Linked DNA regions of Homo sapiens: region 1 is linked to region 2. A link is a loop called in an ENCODE intact Hi-C map of the cell type or tissue named here. Cell type or tissue: A673. All regions are shown on one strand. Region 1 overlaps TTLL6 (tubulin tyrosine ligase like 6). Region 2 overlaps LINC02086 (long intergenic non-protein coding RNA 2086).

What was found. A loop is a pair of places that touch in the nucleus more often than their neighbours do. Peaks named below come from ENCODE experiments on the same cell type or tissue, not always from the same donor. Only the 100,000 strongest peaks of a DNase experiment are listed, where the experiment ranks them.
Region 1: it touches region 2 in a loop (6-fold over the local background); 95 of 110 quality-filtered maps call a loop at or near these places.

Annotation. Positions count from the first base shown.
Region 1 is chr17:48,789,270-48,793,269 of GRCh38, reverse strand. It overlaps TTLL6 (tubulin tyrosine ligase like 6), which reads left to right. Exons shown (of 16, transcript NM_001130918.3): 9 at 1,667-1,892; 10 at 3,164-3,339. Among named protein-coding and RNA genes, the nearest start is that of TTLL6, 26 kb to the left of the region's middle. In A673, a CTCF peak has its summit at 2,056 (motif pointing right); a DNase peak (open chromatin) is centred at 2,059; H3K27ac peaks cover 731 bases.
Region 2 is chr17:48,676,593-48,680,592 of GRCh38, reverse strand. All of the region lies in intron 3 of LINC02086 (long intergenic non-protein coding RNA 2086), which reads right to left. Among named protein-coding and RNA genes, the nearest start is that of LINC03057, 32 kb to the right of the region's middle. In A673, a CTCF peak has its summit at 2,002 (motif pointing left); DNase peaks (open chromatin) are centred at 1,982 and 3,572.

The sequences.
Region 1 (4,000 bases), 110 kb before region 2:
TCTCCCTCCCATCTTGTTTCTCCTTTCCTCTTCCTCCTCTCCATCTTTTGAGACAATCTTCTTCTCATACTGACTGTCTCATCTGTCCCAAAGTTGGCGTTTGAGGTCAACTGCCCTCCCTGTCAATACCCCACTGGCGCACAAACTCAGGAGTAGTGCTGCGGTCACAGTGAAGGAGAAGACAGGAAACCTGAAAACCTGGCAGGATTCTGGGGCAGACACCAAGCCATCTTCATCTTTCAGTGTGCTCAGCACATGGCTGGTATTAAATTGAATTGACTTACCACTGGGCATTATGAAATTACACAATGAAGTATATTCATTGTGATGAGCCTGAGTCATCAAGAAAAGGTTATGTTATATGTTGCCAGGGAGGTGTATAATCTATTTCAGGAAAATTTATTTCCCAATTAGGCAAATTAAATACATTTTCTCCACTTGAAAAAAATTGGCTTAAAGCGATCTGGAAAATCCATTTATGTGCAACACTGTTTTCTGACAATGGCAGGTGGAGGAGGTGGCCTCTATATTGAGTATCCTTTGCTTATCTGTCTTTATATAAATGCATCCTTGGTTGTTTCACATGTGTGTTGACTCCCTGAATGGTCCTGAGGCTTCCCATGACAGAGGTGACAGTTTCTAGTGTCCCCTCCTTGCATGAGGCTTTGCATGCACCAAAGGCCCTTATCAAATGCTCATTGTCTGGCTGACCCTGCTTCCTCCTTCTTGACCCCTTGGGCTGGGATCTAGTGAGCTTTTGAAACTGCCTGGATGAGCCGTGTCTCTTGTCTTTTTCATTCTTTCTGCTGTTCACTCCCCTGCACCTCCTCCTTCCACACTGCCACTTCCACTTTGGCTGTCTGTGCACATTTGTGTGCATGTGAGGTGGCAAATGTCTGTCCCCACCACTGCCTCTTGGATTTGTGACATCCATCCTCTCTCTGTAATGCCCAGCTCAGAGCTGGCTGAGTACCCACTCAGGTATTTCCTCATGAACTATTCCACATGAGGTAAACATCTCTGAGTTCATCTGTGATCAGGTGACCAGCTGTCTCCGTTTGCCCACGACTGAGGGGTTTCCTGGAATTCAGGACTTGCAATTCTAAAACTGGGACAGTCCAGTTTGCCTGGCACAGTTGGTAACCTTATCTGTGGACATGCCCTTGGGTGCCTTTTCCTTGTGGGCAGCCCTAAAACAAGTTTTCTGTGTCATTAGTGTCCCTAGAATCCCCTCAGATGGCTGAGGTGGGACCCAGGCATCAGTGTTCTTAAAAGGCTGCCCACATGCTTCTAATGAACACCAAAGGCTGAGGAATCATTGCTGCCAAAGTAAAACCATGGTGTCAGGGGGTTTTCTTGACTCATCCCTTCCCCTGCTGATAGATGTTTTCTGGGTCACAGTGAAAGTGAAAGTGTCCTGACCATGTCCTATGTGACTGCATCTGCACCCACCCTGGGGCTCTGGAGACTTGGAGGGTGTGGTCCTGGGATTCCTGGGACCTCATCTGGCACCGACACAGCCCAGGTGTCACCCTGGTTCCTGGGCGTTCATCCTCGCTGGCTCTGGAGCCTTGTCTCCGCCAGGAGTTTCTGGTTTCCAGCATGCCATGGCCTCGGGTGACCAGAAGCCAGCTACACTGCCTCCTGGCCTGTGGTTCCCTTCCAGGAAGCTCTCCACCTTCAGTGCATACTTGGAGGACCACAGCTACAACGTGGAGCAGATATGGAGGGATATTGAGGACGTCATCATCAAGACCCTCATCTCGGCCCACCCCATCATCAGGCATAACTACCACACCTGCTTCCCCAACCACACACTCAACAGCGCCTGCTTTGAGATCCTGGGCTTTGACATTTTGTTGGACCACAAACTCAAACCCTGGCTGCTGGAGGTAGGGAAGTTTGGGCGAGGGGCGAAAACGAACTCCTGTTATTGGGGCCAGCCCGCTTCAAGGATTCCGCCCTCCTGGCTCACCTAAATTGTTTCAACTTCCCAGGCCACTTCCTCCCATGGTGCCTGCTGCCTGGGGCTTCTCTCTTAGCTGAGAAGTGGCCACCAGAGGGGGGTAGACAGCTGGGAATTAGAGAATTCCTTTGCCTTCTTGAGGTCCTCTTAGACAAGGAAGTGCTGATCTTAGGCACAGAGTGATTCTAAAGACAGCTCGATCTTTTGTAAGAGTTGTCTCCCAGAAAGGGGCGTTTTTCATCAAAGCTGGGTTGGCAACGTTCAGTATCAGACAGGAGCGGCGGTGCCCCACTCTTAGGGTCCTGGATTACTCAGTTCACACACACCAGCAGAGAGCGTCCTGGGGCCTGCTGCCACCGAAATGGATGGGGGGCCATGTAGTGAGTTTCCTGCCTCCCCTAGACCCATACGGCAGTGTGAGGAGGAGGAGAAGCTTTCCTGGTGACTGCCTCTCTTCCTGATAGAATTGTCCTCAGGAGCCCTCTCATGTGGCCCTTCAGGGAGCAAAGGGTGCTAGTGCCAGGTGCAGTGACACAGGTCAGACTCTGGGGTGGAGAACCCGAGATTACAGGTCAGATTCCTGCAGCTTTGCCCTTCTTCCATTCCCAGCCCTTGTAGGTGTGGTGGGAAGAGGGATGTGCCTGTTTGCAGCCCTTACCCAAAGAGCAGAATGAGCCATCAGGACCAAGCCCTTCAAAAACTTCTAGAAATCTGCAAATGTCACATGGTGCCTCCAAACAATACAGACTTTTCAGTGGGCGGGAATGAGTCCTCTCCTTCCTCCCACATGTCTCCCCTCCACCCTGGCCAGGCTCCTGAATGCCACTCCTCTCTACCTCCTATGTCCAAGCCTGTCCCTTTGGGAAGTACCCCTTCCATCCTGCTCTCTGGATGCCCAGTGCATATGAGAGAACACATGCACCCCAGATGGAGTGGAACACACACACCAAAGAGAGGGTAACCCTGATGCTCCCAAAGAAGAAAGGCCTGAGATAAAAGCTGGTTTAACTAGAGGGAGTTCTGCTGCCTCCTTTTTTCACTGTGGCTCTAGTCCAGATGCTCTCTCCCCTCCCTTTCATCTTGGTAGTGAGGGCCCTGAGGTGGGCTTTGGTAGTGCCCTGGAGGTGGCACCTCGGCCTCACTCTCTGCTTTCATTCTGGACGGCTTTGTCACCAGCTGCCAATCTTGCCCTCACAGGTCAACCACTCTCCAAGCTTCTCCACCGACTCTCGGTTGGATAAAGAGGTGAAAGATGGTCTGCTGTATGACACCTTAGTCCTGATCAACCTGGAAAGCTGTGACAAGAAGAAAGTCTTGGAGGAGGAGAGACAACGGGGGCAGTTCCTGCAGCAGTGTTGTTCTCGGGAGATGAGGTACATTCGCACTCCCCAGCCTTGCGGGGCTCTCTCTCTGACTCCCCTGCTCCCAATAAGAATGATCTGTCCTGGGCCGGGTGCAGTGGCTCACACCTGTAATCCCAGCACTTTGGGAGGCTGAGGCAGGCAGATCACCTGAGGTCAGGAGTTCGAGACCAGGCTGGCCAACATGGTGAAACCCCGTCTCTACTAAAAATACAAAAAAATTAGCCGGGTATGGTGGCGCATGCTTATAATCCCAGCTACTCAGGAGACTGAGGCAGGAGAATTGCTTGAACTTGGGAGACAGAGGTTGCAGTGAGCCGAGATCACACCATTGCACTTCAGCCTGGGTGACAGAGCAAGACTCCGTCTCAAAATAAATAAATAAAAGAATGGTCTGTCTTCCTCCAAATTATGACTCGACAGCCTACTAGTTATGTGGCCTTTCTGTCACTTCTCTGAGCCTCAGTGATCTTTCTATGAAATGGAGCTATGATACATAAGGTTGTTGGGCGAATGAAATGAGATAATGCATATAAAAGGCTTAGCATAGTGCCTGGCACTATAATATATATCGAAGGCTATTACAATCTTGCCTGGAGTTGGAGGGGGTCATTTTAACAAACGATAATCCCATTTGGAAAATGAGTTTATATTGGCAGAATGTAGCAGTTTG
Region 2 (4,000 bases):
TCAAACTCCTGGCCTCAAGTGATCCTCCTGCCTTGGCCTCCCAAAGTGCCAAGATCACAGGCATAAGCCACTGCACCCGGCCCTTGTTTTCAAATTTAAAGAGTAGTAGAGAAGGCAGGACTGGTGACATAAACCTGGGAATCACCCCACGTGGGCAGCAGTTGGATTCACAAAAGGATGAGACTTTCCAACAAGAGCATATAAGAGGAGAAAAATAAAAGTCAGCATAGAACCTACCAAGGGTGCAGGAGAGAGCAGCAGAAGAACTCACAACCAAAATGAAAAGAATGTTCAGAGAAACTGGAGGAAACCAGGAGAGAGGAGAGAATACGTCCCCAGTTAGAGTGGAGGAAACTGGAGCTTGGAGGCAAAGCTAAGACGCTCACTGATCCAAGACTCAGATTCAGGTCTTTGCTCTTTGCATGGCACCACTGCCCATGGATTTTGATTTTACTGAGCTTCTATTTTCTTTAAATGGACTTCTAGGGAGAGAGTCTATATAGACAACTTGTTTTCATTTCCCAGTTTCCCTCTCCAAGCCTATGCCTGCTTTGAACTGAAGCCTGCCTCTACTCTGCCCTCCCGATGTTGCTGTCCTGTGGGTTCATGCATCTGCCTAGGATTTGATATTTTAGGCCTGTGTGCCTGATTAACACAGAGAAGAAGAGTAACAAGGTCCTCAAAAATGCTTTGGATAAGAACAAATTGATTATTGAAGCGGAGTGAGGGTGGACACGGGACTGAAGGTTGCTGAGGCCCCTAGAGCCACATGGGAGAGCATTCAGAACCACATGCCCATGACATTTTCTCAGAGCCATCAGTTTTTATCACATTTGTCATTTCCCCCCATCTTATTCTTAACGTCATAAGTCATGAAGATGAGTCATTAAGCTGGTTTACTCAATTTATCTTGTGAACATACTGATAAAAAGACTGTTATTGAATCCCCATGATTTAGAGGGTTGTAGGAGCTTCAGGGGATCCAATAAAACTCTTGAATTAAACTCAATAGTGGTCATGAGAACTAGTAATTAGCATCACTTGCCTGGTAATTGCACGGTTGGTATGAAAAATGACTCTGTGTTAGAATCCATCTTATAATGAAGGTAGGAGGTGTACACATGTTTACATTTCTTCATATTGCTTGTGCATCTACTATATATCAGGAATTATGTGAGCAACAGACTCAAGACAGGTGAGACCTCTTCCCTTCTGAAGCTTGTATTCTAGTGGGCTATTTTCATTTCATACCCCACTAACTAAGGATGTTTCTAATAATTGAAAATGCCTTTCCCTGCTTCCCCTGTTAGTAGGAGGGAAAGCTCACCCACCAGGATCCAGGCCAAACTGCCAGAAGAGAATAATATAAATTCCACATTTAAATTCTCACTACAGCCCTGCAAAGCAGGTTAACATGGTAGAAATGGATAGACCTGGGTTCAGAGGCTGGCTCTGCTACTTCCTGCTGCTTGTTCATCTCTCTGGGCCATAGTCTCCTCCTATTAAACCCTCGAGATGATAACACACACAGTATATGGCATATAAGTCCTTGGCATGTGGCATCATAGCCATTCCTATTGCCATTAGCTCATTTTTGAAGATGAGAAACTTAACACAGAGAGGTAAAGTGACTTGCCCAAGATCACACAGCTGGTAATTGGCAGAGCAGGAACTTGAACTCAAATCTTCTGACTCCGTGCCATGTCCTCTTTCCAGTCTCGCATCACTGTCTGGTATAAGGCCAGGAAGTAATTATCCATGTATCCAGGGATCTATGCTTCTGGAAGGGTGCAGGCCTGGTGACTTAGGAAGGACAGTATGGAGGTAGTGGTCGGGGGTGGGGAGAATATGAGGAGTCTCGATAGGCTAGAACCCAGTTAACGGCCAGGGGACAAGTCCAGACAGATTGGCAGGGGCAAGACCCAGCTAGAAGAACCAGATTCAGCCCCGGCCGCTGTCTGTTCACCTGCGGCCAAACACTGACCCCTGCCGGCCGCCCGAGGGAAGGCGGCGCCCGGCCCAGCTCCGGGAGTGCTGGGGGCGCTCGCGGCTGGAACTGGCGAGTGGACGCTCATCGAGCAGACAGGAGCCTAGGGGGCTGGTGGTCACAGCGCGTCCCTCTCCTGGAACCTCGAGACCTGGGTGCCTGCCTTGGCCACCAGGGTGACGTTGCATCGCCTCCTTCGCTCACTTGGCTTTTGACCAGAGCTGAGGGTTTTCCCTGCCCTGGGCCCCGACCCCGAGCATCTCCTGGGTTTCTCCTTGCCGCGCAGCCCCGCACCGTGTTTGAGACTTGAGGCTTGGCGCCTGCCCTTCCTGCCCCGTCTAGGGTGCCGGCCACCTGGAGCAGGCGGGGAGCGTCTCTAGGGCTGGATTCGAGCCTTGTGCGGGCCAGATGGACCAACTCTAGACCAAAGGCCACTTGCTGGGGCTGAGGAGACGCTGTGGCAGTGCCACCAAATACAGCTGCTTCTTGCCTCTCCTGGCTGCTCCCATCCAGATGGGTCCAGAAGGGTTGTCCCTGCAGAAGGCGCTCACTAAGGACTCTTTACCCCTTCCCTCCTTGTTCAGAACTGAGAGAGAGAGAGAGAGAGAGAGAGAGAGAGAGAGAGAGAGAGAGAGAGAGAGATGGGGGAGTTCTCTAGCATCTAGCATCCCACGCAGGGCTCAGCATTTTATTCTTTGAGATAAAAACAAGGCAGAGAGGCTTGTTAGCAATTCAAATATACTGATTTGGGGGGAAGATTTTTTTTTTTTAATTTCAATAATATTTAGAAAGTAACAACATGCTTTCAAGAGTAAGGATTGATGTCAGGTCCTTTATCTTATTCTCTCCAAATCAAGAATCTCCATTTGCAGTGGAAGAGATCTGACTCTTAAGTTTCCTGTGAAAAAGGAGGGAGGGAGGAGGGTGGAGAGGGTGAGTTGGCTGAGCTGACCACCGCTCAGGGTGAGAAGCCTGTAGCCAGTTGCCTGTAGAGTGAAGGTACTTGAGCCTGACAAGAGTAGGCAACTCTCATTTACATTGCATAAAGAACTTTCTAGTGCATCCTTGGGCCATCTGAACTTCAGTCTGACCCTTTGAGGTGGGCCTGGATGCTAGTGCTATTCTCAATTCCAGATTAGAAAGAGGGAACTTGAGGTCAGGCTTGATGGCTCACGCCTGTAATCCCAACAGTTTGGGAGGCCGAAGTGGGTGGATCACCTGAGGCCAGGAGTTCAAGATCAGCCTGGTCAACATTGCGAAACCCCATCTTTAGAAAAAACACAAAAATTAGCCAGGTATCATGACACATACCTGTGATCCCAGCTACTTGGGAGGCTGAGGCATGAGAATTGCTTGAACCCGGGAGGTGGAGGTTGCAGTAAGCTGAGATAATACCACTGCACTCCAGTTTGAGTGACAGAGGAAGACCCTGAAGAAGGAAGGAAGGAAGGAAGGAAGGGAGGAAGGAAGGAAGGAAGGAAGGAAGGAAAGCAGGCAGGCAGGCAAAAACCCATCTCTACTAAAAAAAAATTAGCTGGGCATGGTGGCGCATCCCTGTAGTCCCACCAGGGGCTGAGCAGGGAGGATCACTCGAGCCTGGAAGGTTGAGGCTGCAGTAAGCCCTGATTGTGCCACTGAACTCCAGCCTGGGCGACAAAGTAAGACTCTGTCTGAAAAAAAAAAAAAAAAAGTACATGATCATGATAGACCAATTGAAAAGTTTATGGTTTCAGGTTCCACATTGCAATTAACCTTTAAGAAACTATACTTGTCCAGTTTTGGTATGTAATCTAAGAAAAATATCCACAATTATTTGAAAAGGCTATTAAGATAGTCTTCCTTTTTTCAACCACGTATCTGTGTGAAGACAGACTTTTTTCATATATTTCAACCAAAACAACATATCTCAACACATTGAATGTAAGTAGAAGCAGGTAAGAGAATGCAGCTATCTTCTACTCAGCCAGACATTTGACAGCAAAAATGCAAAACAATGTCACTCTTCTCACTAAT